Regions from separate parts of the Homo sapiens genome. Here region 2 is linked to region 1. The links are chromatin contacts, found by Hi-C or POLR2A ChIA-PET in ENCODE. All regions are on one chromosome and are shown on one strand. Each heading gives the region's core, a stretch centred on a gene start or an enhancer-like site at or near the end of the contact. The rest is flanking DNA. Distances are from core to core; before and after follow the strand shown.

Region 1 (6,363 bases), core at 1,218-3,717:
AGTGACAGAGCGAGACTCTGTCTCAAAAAAATAAATAAATAAATAAATAAATAAATAAGTACCTGTTTCATTACTGAGTGGCCATCTGCCAGCATCCCAGCCATTAATGGTAATTAGATGCTGCCCTTCCGTCCTCATTACATCAGATATCCAATCCTAGATTCTCACAGCCTTGGATTGTTTCCCACATCCACTTCTTTTACCATGTCCTGAATTGGTCAGGATTCAACAACAGAATTCACTCTAGCTAGTTCAGAGAGAAAGAGATTTGTCACAGGGTTTTAGTTTATAAAATTTCTGGGAGTGCCAGAGAAACAAGCTTAATTGAGCTCCTATTAGGTACCAGGTCCTGTTCTAGGTGCTGGGGCTATAATAACGGACAAGAGAAAGTCCTTGCCCTTGTGCAATTTACATTCTGATGTAGTCCAACAATAAAGAAGAGTTATGAGTCTTTGAAGAAAAATAAAGCACAGTGTGGAGTTAGAGAATGCCCAGGAGGTGTATTAGTCAAGGTTCTTCAGAGAAACAAAACCAGTGGGATACATAGAGGTACTGATAACAGGAAATTTATTATTGGTATTGACTCATGTGATTATGGAGGGAGAGAAGTTCCACAATCTGCCATCTGCAAGCTAGAGAACCAGGAAAGCCGATGGTCTAATTCAGGCCAAGTCCTAAGGCCCCAGAGGACAGAGAGTTTCAAAGTCCAAAGGCCTGAGAGCCAGGAGCTTCCACATCCAAGGGCAGGAGAAGATGGACGTCCCAGCTCAAGGAGAGAGAAGCAGCCCTTCCCCTACCGTTTTGTTGTATCCAGGCCTTCAACGGGTTTGATGATGCCTGCCTGCCTGCCCTCACCTTTGTGGGTGGGTCTTCTTTACGCGGTCTACTGATTCAAATGTGAATCCCTTCCAGAAACACCCTCACAGACACACCCACAAATGATGTTTTGGGTTTTTTTTGTTTTTTGAGAGAAGGTCTCATTCACTTGTCTCACTCTCTGCAGTGGCCTGAACATGGCTCACTGCAGCCTCAAACTCCCAAACTCAAGCAAATCCTGCCTCAGTCTCCTGAGCAGCTGGGACCACAGACACTCACCATTATGTCTGGCTAATTTTTAAACTTTGAGTAGAGGTAGGGTCTTGCCATGTGGCCCAGGCTGGTCTCAAACTCCTGTGCTCAAGCAATCCTCCTGCCTCAGCCTCCCAAAGTGCTGGGATTACAGGCATGAGCCACTGCACCTGGCAGAAATAATGTTTTAGCAGCTATCTGGTCATCCCTTAACCTAGTCAAGTTAACACAGAAAATTACTCATAACTAAAAGGAAGTAGAAGGAACAATAAACTGTTAATAGAAGTAGAAATAGAAGTAAACATAGAAATAGAAGTAAAATGTTATTAACAGCCTGATTGAAAGTATAAATAAGCCTTGGGGGCCAGGCGCAGTGGCTCACGCCTGTAATCCCAACACTTTGGGAGGCCGAGGCAGGCAGATCACCTGAGGTCAGGAGTTCAAGACCAGCCTGACCAACATGAAGAAACCCCATCTTTACTAAAAATACAAAGTTAGCTGAGTGTGATGGCACATGCCTGTAATCCCAGCTACTTGGGAGGCTGAGGCAGGAGAATCGCTTGAACCCAGGAGGCGGAGGTTGCGGCGAGCGGAGATTATGCCATTGCACTCCAGCCTGGGCAACAAGAGCGAAACTCTATCTCAAAAAATAAATAAATAAATAAATAAATAAATAAATAAATAAATAAATAATAAAATAAGCCTGGCATGTTCAGAGAATAGCAGAAAATAATGGGCTGGGATGGAGTGACTTTAGGGATGTGATAGGAGATAAAGTTGGGAAGGGAAATGGAAGTAAAATGTTATTAACAGCCTTGTAGGCCATAGTAACAAGGCTGGATTTTATTCTAGGATAGTAAAGATTTACTGAGAAGGACTGAATTCATCTTGGGTAATAATAATGAAATCAAGCTTCCCCTATTACGTTTTTATAACAAACTTCCAGGTAATGACTTCTGATTTCAGCATCAGGTCTTCCTCTGAGTGGTTCAAAGAGCATATTCTGAGCAGTTCAGTCTGAATTCCCCCATCATGTTACCCTATCTTGTTAGCCCATTCAGACTTGAACTGTGATGTCTCATGTTTGCTTTAAGGCCTTCATTACGACTTTTAGTATTACTTTCAGTGGCAAGAACCTCGGTTACTTTTGTACCAACCGAATATTTGGTTTTGCACTGGCCCAAAATATAATATTTAAACACTGAGCATCTTTTGATTTCACCAGAGGTTCATTTTGCTCCAAGATGCTTTGAAAAATGCTGCCTGTGGCTGAATGGTGCTGCAGCGCTCTATCTTTCTGGACTGGGCGCCGCGTCGATGTGTACTCTCTTTGATGGTTATCTTCTCTTTGCACGATCTGTGGTGTTGGTTTGTGGTTCTCTTTGATGGCTATCTTCTCTTTGCACGATCAGTGGTGTTGTTTTGCCCCTGACGGAATCTGCCTTCTTGGAAGCTAACTGAACTGAATATGACACTTCCTGTGAGATGCCTTTAAACATCCTCTTTCATGTTAAAGTCATCTTTAACATCCTATGAAATTACTTTCCTATGAAATTACTTCATTCTCCATTCCCTGTTATTAAGGCTAGTAATTGGCGTTTTGCAGTTTCTCAATCCTAGCCCCTACCTTGTTTCCCAATTCCAGTACTTACTCTCCTGCACCTGTAGGCTCTTAGATCCCAACCAGACTAGCGTTCTGTTCCCATGTCAGCAGGAGCATGTACTCCACCCTCGCTAGTCCCTCTCAAGGACTGAAATCCATTTCCCTTCCTCTCACTGCTGCCACCATAATCTAAGTGTCCAAATCTCACTTGGGTTATTGAATTAGCCTCCTAATTTCTCTCTCTGTATGTATGTTGCCTTCCCAGAAATCCATTCTCCATATTATGTCACTTCCTTGCTTGATTTCTTTCAATGGTTTTGAATTTAGCATAAAATCCAAATTTCTTATTGAGATCTAGATCTCCGAGGCCCTCCATGGACTGATTTCTGCCAACCTTCCTGGCTTCTTCACTCAAGTTTCAGCCACCCTGGCCTCATACTGCTTTCCCCACACCTCCAGTTCTTTCTCTCCTCAGGGCCTCTTGCTATTCTGCACCTCTTCCCTCTTTGTACAGGGGTCTCAATCCCATCGACTGGCCTTATCTAATCTCAGACCTGTATCTCCAGAACTCATGTGGGTGTTAAAACCAGACATTGAGGGGATAGATTACTCAAATAACTTATAAGATATTATTCTAGTATTACACATGAGGAAAATTGAAGGTGCAGAGAGCTTAAATAACGTGTTCAAGATTATAAAGTAGGAAGCAGCATATCTGGGATTTGAACTCAAGCAACCTGTCTCACAGTGCTCAACATGGCTATACTATTCTTCCTGCCTCATATTTTGAAAGTGTACGCAATGTTGTTTCAGGTTTGGCTCTAGGTGAAGTGGGGAGAAGAATACAGTTATATCAGTATTCAGTGCTGGAAATAGACACTTCAAGTCGAAAGGGATTTAATCATGAAAATTAGGTACATTTGCAATATTAATAATTAGGAGAACTGGGGTCAAGGGTTGCCACTGGGCCACTGATGTCAAGGACATGCCACCATAATTGTGGTACAAGATCAGGAAACTGCTCTGAGGAAAATACCGTGTACATCACTTGCTGTTTCTCTGCATATACTTCAGACTCTTGTAGCTAGTGTCATAACTGAGTCATGCCTAGGCCTTCCCACTGTTCTGTAAAGTCAGCTACATCTGCACATGTTCAATTTTTAAAAAGTGATCTAAATATATGATTTAAATATCCAAATATGATAAAATATTAAATCTGAGTGATGGATATGTTTGGGGTATTACATAATATAATTTTTTTAAATTAAGAAAATCCTTACAGTTGACATTTAGTAAAAGAAACTCTTATGTTTCAGATTTTTGAAAAATATACAAACAACAGCCGCATCTCCATCAACAGGGCTGAAAGACAAACAACACTGAGCAAAATATTTGCAGCATATATAACAGACCATGATATACATTGAGTCTTTGTAAATCAATAATAAAACAGTGAACAGACCAATTTAAAAAGCAATAAAGGCATAAAATGGAATTACACAAAAGAAGAAATGTAGTATCCAATAAGGGTGTGAAAAATAATAATCACTAAACATTAGTAAAATGCAAATAAAAACCACAGTGAGACATCTTTTTATTTTAACCACAGATTGGCAAACATAACATTGGCAAAACCAAATGTTGGCAAGACAATGAGGAGACAGGGACTTTGATGCACAGATGTTTGGTGGGAGTGAAAATGGGTATAACCTTCCTCAGAAAGGGTAGTTTGGCAGTGTGTAAATGTGAAGGCATCATCATGGGACAGTGATGTGAGTGATGGAAAGCTACCAACAGAAAAGTTACAGAGAATGTAATTGCTATAATTCATGGAGATGTTACATAAAGTAGAATACTCCCAGAGTAAGTTTCCCAGACCCCCAATCCCCAGTGGAAAATACACCTGCCCATGATACTTCCCAGTATTTTCTATACAGAGGGATGAGTCTGCCAGGGACAAGAAGCTTACACCCTCTCATTCTTATGGGATCCTTATTCTCCCTGGCCGCCTTTTGGGCTATCTGCTTACAGGGACAAGTAACTATTACAAAATAACTTGAGTGTCTACCACCATGAATTAGATAAATTGAAGAGCCATCTTCCAAGTATACCTTTTTTCCTGCAAAACCAAGTCTCCGGTCTACCTGAATTTCATCCATGCAGGATCGAAATGTAATGGGTGCCTACCATTGGTCTCAGAAATCCCACTTCTAGAACTTACCTTAAGAAGGTAATTGTGTAAATATCATAAGATGGATGATTACAGATATTCATTGAAGACTTTCTAGAAACAAAAATTGGCTGAACTTAACTGCTCATCAATAGAGACTAAGTAAATTATGATATATCCATATAATGATCTCCTCTGGAGCCTCTAAAATATATGTGTACATGTTGGTATTTGTACCTCTATGCATAAAATTCTCAAAGTGGTCAGGGGTGAAATTGAAGAAAATAAATGGGTGGCTAGGCAGGTGTCAGAGAGACTTCATGTATATACTTTTATATGTTTAAAATTTGAACCATACGAATGTTTTTATTTTAAAATTAAAGTTAAAAAGTAAATACTGGCCGGGCATAGTGTCTCACACCTGTAATCCAAGCACTTTAGGAGGGCGAGGCAGGTGGATCATCTGAGGTCGAGAGTTCAAGACCAGCCTGGCCAACATGACAAAACCCCGTCTCTACTAAAAATACAAAAATTAGCCGGGTATCGTGGCACGTGCCTGTAATCCTAGCTACTTGGGAAGCTGAGGCAGGAGAATCAAATTTCTTGAACCTGGGAGGAGGAAGTTACAGTGAGCTGAGATCATGCCACTGCACTCCAGCCTGGGTGACAGAGCCAGACCCTGTCTCAAAAAACAAAACAAAACAAAACAAAACAAAACAAAACAAAACAAAAAAAGTACAGAGAGAGACAGGGAGAGAGAGGAGCAGAGATGCCTGAAGAGAGCCACCAGAAGTTATAGCAGTTATTTTGGGGTAGCAAGATTTGACCCAACACATTTTATTCCTTTACTTTTCTTTTTTTTATTCCTTTCCTTTTCTTTTTTTTATTCCTTTACTTTTCTATATTTTTTGAATCTTCATAAGCATGCATCATTTTATGGATGTAAAAAATTCAAATTACAAAAGGAAATTACATAACCATAATAAAAAGATAGTAAAGCCCAATTTTCACTAAAATATATTTTTAGGACCCTTCCGCATGGTGTTCCTTGAAGAGGACAGTCCCTCACCACTCCACTTCTATTCCCAGCCCTTGCTTCTGGAACTCTATCCTATGAGTTTTCATTTCCTTTTTTATTTTTTCCCTCAGAGTTGCTGATGGAGTGATCAAAAGCGTATTATGGCAAACACTTCAAGCTCTTAATTTCTGTCATATACATAACGTAAGTAACATTTTCTAATGTATTTATTCATTTCTTCATGATGACTCTTTTCTTCTAAATAGCTCAGGGTTTTGTTTGGAGAGCTGAAGACAAAGGGAAAGTAAGAGCCAAAGAAGCAAAACAAAAGGAAGTTCAGCCAGTAATCCCAGCACCTTGGGAGGCTGAAGTGGGAGGATCACATGAGCCCCAGAGTTTGAGACAGGCCTGGGCAACATAGCAAGACCCTGTCTCTGCAAAAAAGAAGAAAAGGGAATAACAAAAGAAAGTTCAAAATATGAGAAAAAAGTGATGCATTATTCA
Region 2 (6,363 bases), core at 1,531-4,030, 120 kb after region 1:
TGTAGTTTTCAGGGTAAAACTCACCTCCTTGGTTAAATCTCTTTCTAGGTACTCTTTTAGATGTTATTGTTCTTTTCAATGTTAAATGGAATTGCATTCCTAATTTCTTTTTCAGATTATTCATTGCATATGCATAGAAACACAACTACTTAAATTTTTTTTTTAAGTTATTTATTTTTTTGAGACAGGGTCTCGCCCTGTCACCCAGACTGGAGTGCAGTGGCGTGATCACAGCTAACTGTAGCCTCAACTTCCTGGGCTCCAGCAATCTTCCCATCTCAGCCTCCTGAGTAGTTGGGACTACAGGTGCATGCCACCACACCACACATCACACTGGCTAATTTTTGTATTTTTGGTAAGACAGGGTTTTGCCTTGTTGGCCAGGATGGTCTTGAACTCCTCTGCTCAAGTGATCCACCAGCCTCAGCCTCCCAAAGTGCTGGGATTATGGGCGTGAGCTACCATGCCCGGCCGCACCAGTCTTTCTTTTCCAGAATCTATATAACCTGATCTTCTGGACTTCAAAATCCTTGTTGTTTCCCCTCACCTATAACCCTTTTAAAACGAAGCGGAATTCTTCTTTTTTTTTTTTTTTTTTTTTTTTTGAGATGGAGTCTTGCTCTGTTGCCCAGGCTGGAGTGCAGTAGTATGATCACGGCTCTCTACAGCCTTGGCCTCCTGGGTTTTAGTGATCCTCCTACCTCAACCTAGTCTAGCTGAGTAGCTAGGACTACAAGTGTGTACCACCACACCCACCTAATTTTTTTTCCCCTTTGGTAAAGATGAACTCTCATTATGTTGCCCACACTGGTCTTGAACTCGTAGGCTCAAGCTATCCTCCTGCCTTAGCCTCCCAAAGTGCTGGGTTTACAGGTATGAGCTACCACACCGGGACAAAGTGGCACTTTTTTTTTTTTTTTTTTTTTTTTTTGAGACAGAGTCTCGCACTGTCACCCGGGCTGGAATGCAATGGCATGATCTCAGCTCACTGCAACCTCTGCCTCCCAGGTTCAAGTGATTCTCCTGCCTCAGCCTCCCGAGTAGCTGGGATTATGGGGCCTGCCACCACGCCTGGCTAATTTTTGCATTTTTAGTAGAGATGGGGTTTCTCCATGTTGGTCAGGCTGGTCTCGAACTCCTGACCTAGTGATCCGCCCACCTCAGCCTCCCAAAGTGCTGGGATTACAGGCATGAGCCACTGAGCCTGGCCTAAAGTAGTACTTTTTAATTAAAAAAAGAATCAAAATGAAACTCAATACATAGGCAGGTCATAAAAAATGATTTTTTCTTTTGCTCAAGCAGTGAGTAGCATTAAGCTGTTCCCTCACCTTCACCTGGTGTTACCTGGAGTACATTTGGGAAGTCCTCAACTTTGAAAACCCTTTTTCCCTATATACTGCTGGTAATTAAAAGCAAAAAATTATTCTGAAGTTTGTCAAGCATTTTATGGAGGAGACATTGCTAGTTTGTTTTCTGTTTTTTTTTAAGTATATTTTAAACATTTCCTTATACTCCTAATATAAATGTTGCTTTGTCAGAAATTTCAACATTTGGAACAAAATTTTTATAGTTTCTAAATAAATATAATTCAAACCAGGTATAGTTAGGATGGGTGCCTATAATGCTGTCAGGATACATATAATGCTATGCATAAAGTTTATTTCTGTATCATCTAGTTGTTCAACAGTTGATCTAGGCATAATAATGAAACTACTTTTGCAGTTTGATATAGTTTGGATATTTGACCCCTCCAAATTTCATGTTGAAATTTGTCCACCTCCAATCTCACGTCTCAGTGTTAGACAGTGGGGGCCTGGTGGGAAGTGTTCGGGGTCATGGGGCAGGTCCCTCATGAATGGGTTGGTACCATCCTTGTCCCAGAGGTAATGTGTGAATTCCTGCTCTATTCGTTCATGTGAGAATTGGTTGTTCAGAAGAGTGTGACACACTTCCCCTCTCTCTTGCCATGTGACACATTTGCTCCCCCTTTGGCTCTGCCATGATTGGAAACCTCCTGAGGTCCTTACCAGAAGCAGATGCTAGCGGCACGCTTCTTGTACAGCCTGCAGAACTGTTAGCCAAGTAAAACTCTTTACTTTATAAATTACCCAGCCTCAGGTATTTCTTTATAGCAATGCAAATAGACTAAAAGACAGTTAAACACATTTTTGTTTTTGTTTTTCTCCATGTCTCCTTGCTGTATTTTATTATTTTTTTGAGACAAGGTCTCACTCTGTTGCCCAAGCTGGAGTGCAGTGGTGCAGTCTCGGCTCACTGCAACCTCCCCCTCCTGGGCTTAAGTGATCCTCCCTCCTCAGCCTCTCAAGTAGCTAGGACTAAAGGTGTGTACCACCACACCCAGCTATTTTTCTTTAAATTTTTTGTAGAGACAGGGTCTCACTGTGTTGCCTAGGCTGGTCTTGAACTCTTAGTCTCAAGGAATCCTCCTGCCTTGGCTTCCCAAACTGCTTGGATCACAGGTATGAGTCACCACGCCTGGCCTGCTCTTTTGTTTCTATATGTTAGACTTTTTGCAGATTTCCATATATAAGCGATGTCATCAGTATTTTCTTTCAGTGTCTGGCTTATTTTACTGAGTGTAATGTCCTCTGGGTTTATTATCCGTGTAGTTGCAAATGGCAGTATCTCATTTTTTAAGGCTGAATGATATTCCATTGTGTGTATCTGTGTGTATCACAATTTCTTTTTTCATTCATCTGTCAGTTGACACATTGTTTCCATAACTTGGCTATTGTGACTAATACTGCAATGAACACAGTAGCACAGATATCTCTACCAGGTGCTGATTTCATTTCCTTTGAGTACATACCCAGCTAGGTCATATGGTAGTTCTATTTTTAAGTTTTTGAGGAACCTCCATTACTGTTTTCCATAATGGCTGTGCCAATTTATATTCCCATCCACAGTCTACAAGGGTTTCCTTTTCTCCACACCCTCACCAACACTTGTTATCTCTTACCAAAAGAGTCATTCTAACAGGTGTGAGATGATATCTCATTGTGGTTTTGATTTGCATTTCTCTGATGATTAATGATGTTGAGTACCTTTTCATATACCTGTTTGTCATTAGTATGTCTTCTTCAGAAAAAAACAGTCTTGGCCGGGCACAGTGGCTCATGCCTGTAATCCCAGCACTTTGGGAGGGCGAGGCAGGTGGATCACTTGAGGTCAGGAGTTTGAGACCAGCCTGGCCAAAATGGGGAAACCCCATCTCTACTAAAAATTAGCAGGGCCCGTAATCCCGGCTACTCCAGAGGCTGAGGCAGGAGCATCACTTGAACTGGGGAGGTGGAGGTTGCAGTGAGTCGAGATCGTGCCACTTCACTCCAGCCTGGGCACAGAGTGAGACTCTGTCTCCAAAACAATAAAAAAAGATATATGGTTTGTAAACATTTTCTCCCAGTCTGTAGGGTGCCTTTTGATTGTGTTGATTGTTTCCTTTGCTGTGCAGAAGCTTTTTAGTTTGATGTAGTCCAAGTTGTTTATTTTTGCTTTTGTTGCCTGGGCTTTTGGTATGCCATCCAAAAAAATATCAAGGAACTAGTATTAACCTATACAATTCAGTAGTTTTTAGTATATTTACAGAGCTGTGCAACTATTGCACAATCAATTATAAATCATTTTCATCACCTCAGAAAGAACTCCATACCCTTTAGCCATCATCCTCCAAACCTCCAGCCCCAGGTAACCATTAATCTATTTTCTGTCTTTATGGATTTGTCTGTTCTGGACATTTCATATAAATGGACTCATAATATGTAGTCTTTCATGACTGCCTTTTTTCACTTAGCAAAATGTTTTCAAGGTTCATCCATATTTTAGCATGTATCAGTACTTCATTTCTACGACTAAATAGTATTGTGTTGCATTGATGTATACTACATTTTGCTTATACATTCATCAATAGATGAACATTTGGGTTGTTTCTACCTATTGGCTATTAAGAATAGCTGCATATTTTCATTCCCACTAGCAGTGTGGAAGGCTTTCAGTTTCTATATTTTCACCAACACTTGTCTTTTTTATTCTAGCCATCTTAGTGGATATGAGGTGATATCTCATTGTGGTTTTCATTTGTATTACCCTAATAACTGATGATGAACATTTTTTCATGTGCATATTGAACATTTGTAGATCTTGTTTGAAGAAATATCTGTTCAGATCCTTTGCCCATTTTAAAATTGGGTTGTCTTTTTACTGTTGAGTTGTAAGAATATTTTTTTTTTGAGGTGTGGTCTCGCTTTGTTGCCCTGGCTGGAGTGCAGTGGCACAATCTTGGCTCACTGCAACCTCCACCTTCCGGGTTCAGGCAATTCTCCTGCCTCAGCCTCCTGAGTAGCTGGGACCACAGGCGCCTGCCACCACACCTGGGTAATTTTTTGTATTTTTAGTAGAGATGGGGTTTCACCGTATTAGACAGGATGGCCTTGATCTCCTAACTTCGTGATCTGCCTGCCTCGGCCTCCCAAAGTGCTGGGATTACAGGCGTGAGCCACCGCACCCGGCCAAATTTTTTATATATTCTGAATGTAAGTTCCTTATCAAATATATGAATCGCAAGTATTTTTTCCCATTATGTGAAGTGAAGTCTTCTTATAGATATAGTATTGTGATTAATAACAAATAGTTAATTTAGGAGAGTAGAGTACAAGCTGTAGCAGTGGGAGTTTTGTCAGCACACGCTTTTAGAAGGTTTCTTCCACTGTATGACCGTGTATTGATGAAAGGAATGTGCCTGAAACTGTAACCAAAGGAGACATGCTTCCAGAAAAATCTCAAGGAAAAGTATTGTAAGCAACAGTAGATGTTGGATCAGACTCTAAAGTAAAGGGTGGAGAGTTAACCAGTTAACATGTAAGTTGGAGATAGAGTTCTCCCAGAATATGTAGGCACCAAAGTAGTTCTAGACAACAAGGATTACTTCTCATTTAAAGATGGTGACATTCTTGCAAACTATATAGACTGAAATAAATCATATTGAAATGGCATCAACATGAAGCTGCCCATTCTGTAATTCTGAAATCTTCTATCATGTAAAATAATTTTCATGTCTTTCTTTTGTAATAAACTAATGATATCTAAACTAATGATGCCCAGTGTTTCTAAAATTTAGTTTTGCTGTATTGATATAAACATTTCCTAATAAAAATATGTAAATTTAAAAATAGTTAATTTAAAGCTTATATAGATTCCAAGAAATAATAATGTTCAGCACTTAAACTGTTTTAATCAAGGGTTAAGAATTAACTTCACTGGGCAAAGTGGCTCACACCTGTAATCCCAGCACTTTGGGAGGCCAAGGCACGTGGATTGCTTGAGCTCAGGAGTTCAAGACATGCCTGGGCAACATGGTGAAACTCCATCCCTACCAAAAATGCAAAAAATTAGCTGGGCATGATGGTGCATGCCTGTAATCCCAGCTACTGGGGAGGCTGGGATGGGAGAATCACTTGAGCCCAAGCCTGGGAGGCAGAGGTTGCAATGAGCTGAGATGGCGCTGCTGTACTCCAGCCTGGGTGACAGAGCGAGACCCCATCTCAATAAAAAAAAAAAAAGAAAAAAAAGAGGTCTTGTGCTTTAGATCAGTGGTTGCCAAACTTTATCAAGCATCAGAATCACTTGGACAGCTTGTTAAAACATTCTTTGCTAGCCTGCATTCCCAGAGTTTCTGAATCAGAAAGTCTTGAGTGGGGCATCCAGGAATTTACATTTTTAACAGAACATGTTGATGCTTTGGTTCATGGACCGCTTCCTTAATGGTCCCTATAACTGTCATAAAGAATTAGCTATATGCTGATATGTAGGAAATTCTACCTGATAAAAATGACAAAATTTTAATTTATAGCTCATATTTGCATCTCTTCAATTTGCATATATTTGTATATATAAAGTGTTATATAGTCATGGTTGGTGCCTAAATTGTTGGATTTCTTTTAAAACTCTTGCCATACATAAAGTCTACTTTTTTCCGTAGGCTTGTCTCCTGTCAGATCCTCATGAATTTCCTTGAGTTTAAGAAAATAGTAAAGAATGTTACAGCTTAAAGAGATTTTATAGATCATCCAACTCTTCCCATCCCTCATAGAGATTGGTTAAATCTCTTAATCCAAGATTGTGTAGCTAATTATTGGTAGGTATAGGTAGCTCTTAGGGATTTTATTTCTGGCAATTCTTTATATTGCTTGAAGAAAAGTAAATATGTATTTCAGCCAAGATTTTTTTTTTTTTTGAGATGGAGTCTCGCTCTGTTGCCCAGGCTGTAGTGCAGTGGCGCGATCTCGGCTCACTGCAAGCTCCACCTCCTGGGTTTACACCATTCTCCTGTCTCAGCCTCCCGAGTAG

What was found. Hi-C counts contacts between places; a loop is a spot of excess contacts on that map. ChIA-PET counts read pairs that join two places held with the same protein, here RNA polymerase II (POLR2A). Pooled maps may share reads with other maps.
Region 2: a loop to region 1 is called in a pooled map, with 7 times the contacts of the local background. The contact joins two enhancer-like sites. A Hi-C loop is called at or near these places in 17 of 168 maps with a recorded cell type or tissue (Calu3, HepG2, IMR-90 and 12 more), 5 of 37 single-sample maps with no recorded cell type and 23 of 50 pooled maps. POLR2A ChIA-PET finds 5 or more read pairs at or near these places in 17 of 52 experiments (CD4-positive, alpha-beta T cell, GM12878, H1 and 13 more).

Annotation. Positions count from the first base shown.
Region 1 is chr2:39,213,100-39,219,462 of GRCh38, reverse strand. CDKL4 (cyclin dependent kinase like 4) reads left to right here. Exons shown (of 10, transcript NM_001397900.1): 4 at 5,991-6,063. Among named protein-coding and RNA genes, the nearest start is that of CDKL4, 28 kb to the left of the region's middle. Within about 2 kb of position 2,467, at least 2 of the 41 ENCODE cell types and tissues checked have a DNase peak (open chromatin) inside an H3K27ac peak, as active enhancers do.
Region 2 is chr2:39,096,773-39,103,135 of GRCh38, reverse strand. All of the region lies in intron 1 of SOS1 (SOS Ras/Rac guanine nucleotide exchange factor 1), which reads left to right. It also overlaps the pseudogene HSPE1P13. Among named protein-coding and RNA genes, the nearest start is that of SOS1, 21 kb to the left of the region's middle. Within about 2 kb of position 2,780, at least 2 of the 41 ENCODE cell types and tissues checked have a DNase peak (open chromatin) inside an H3K27ac peak, as active enhancers do.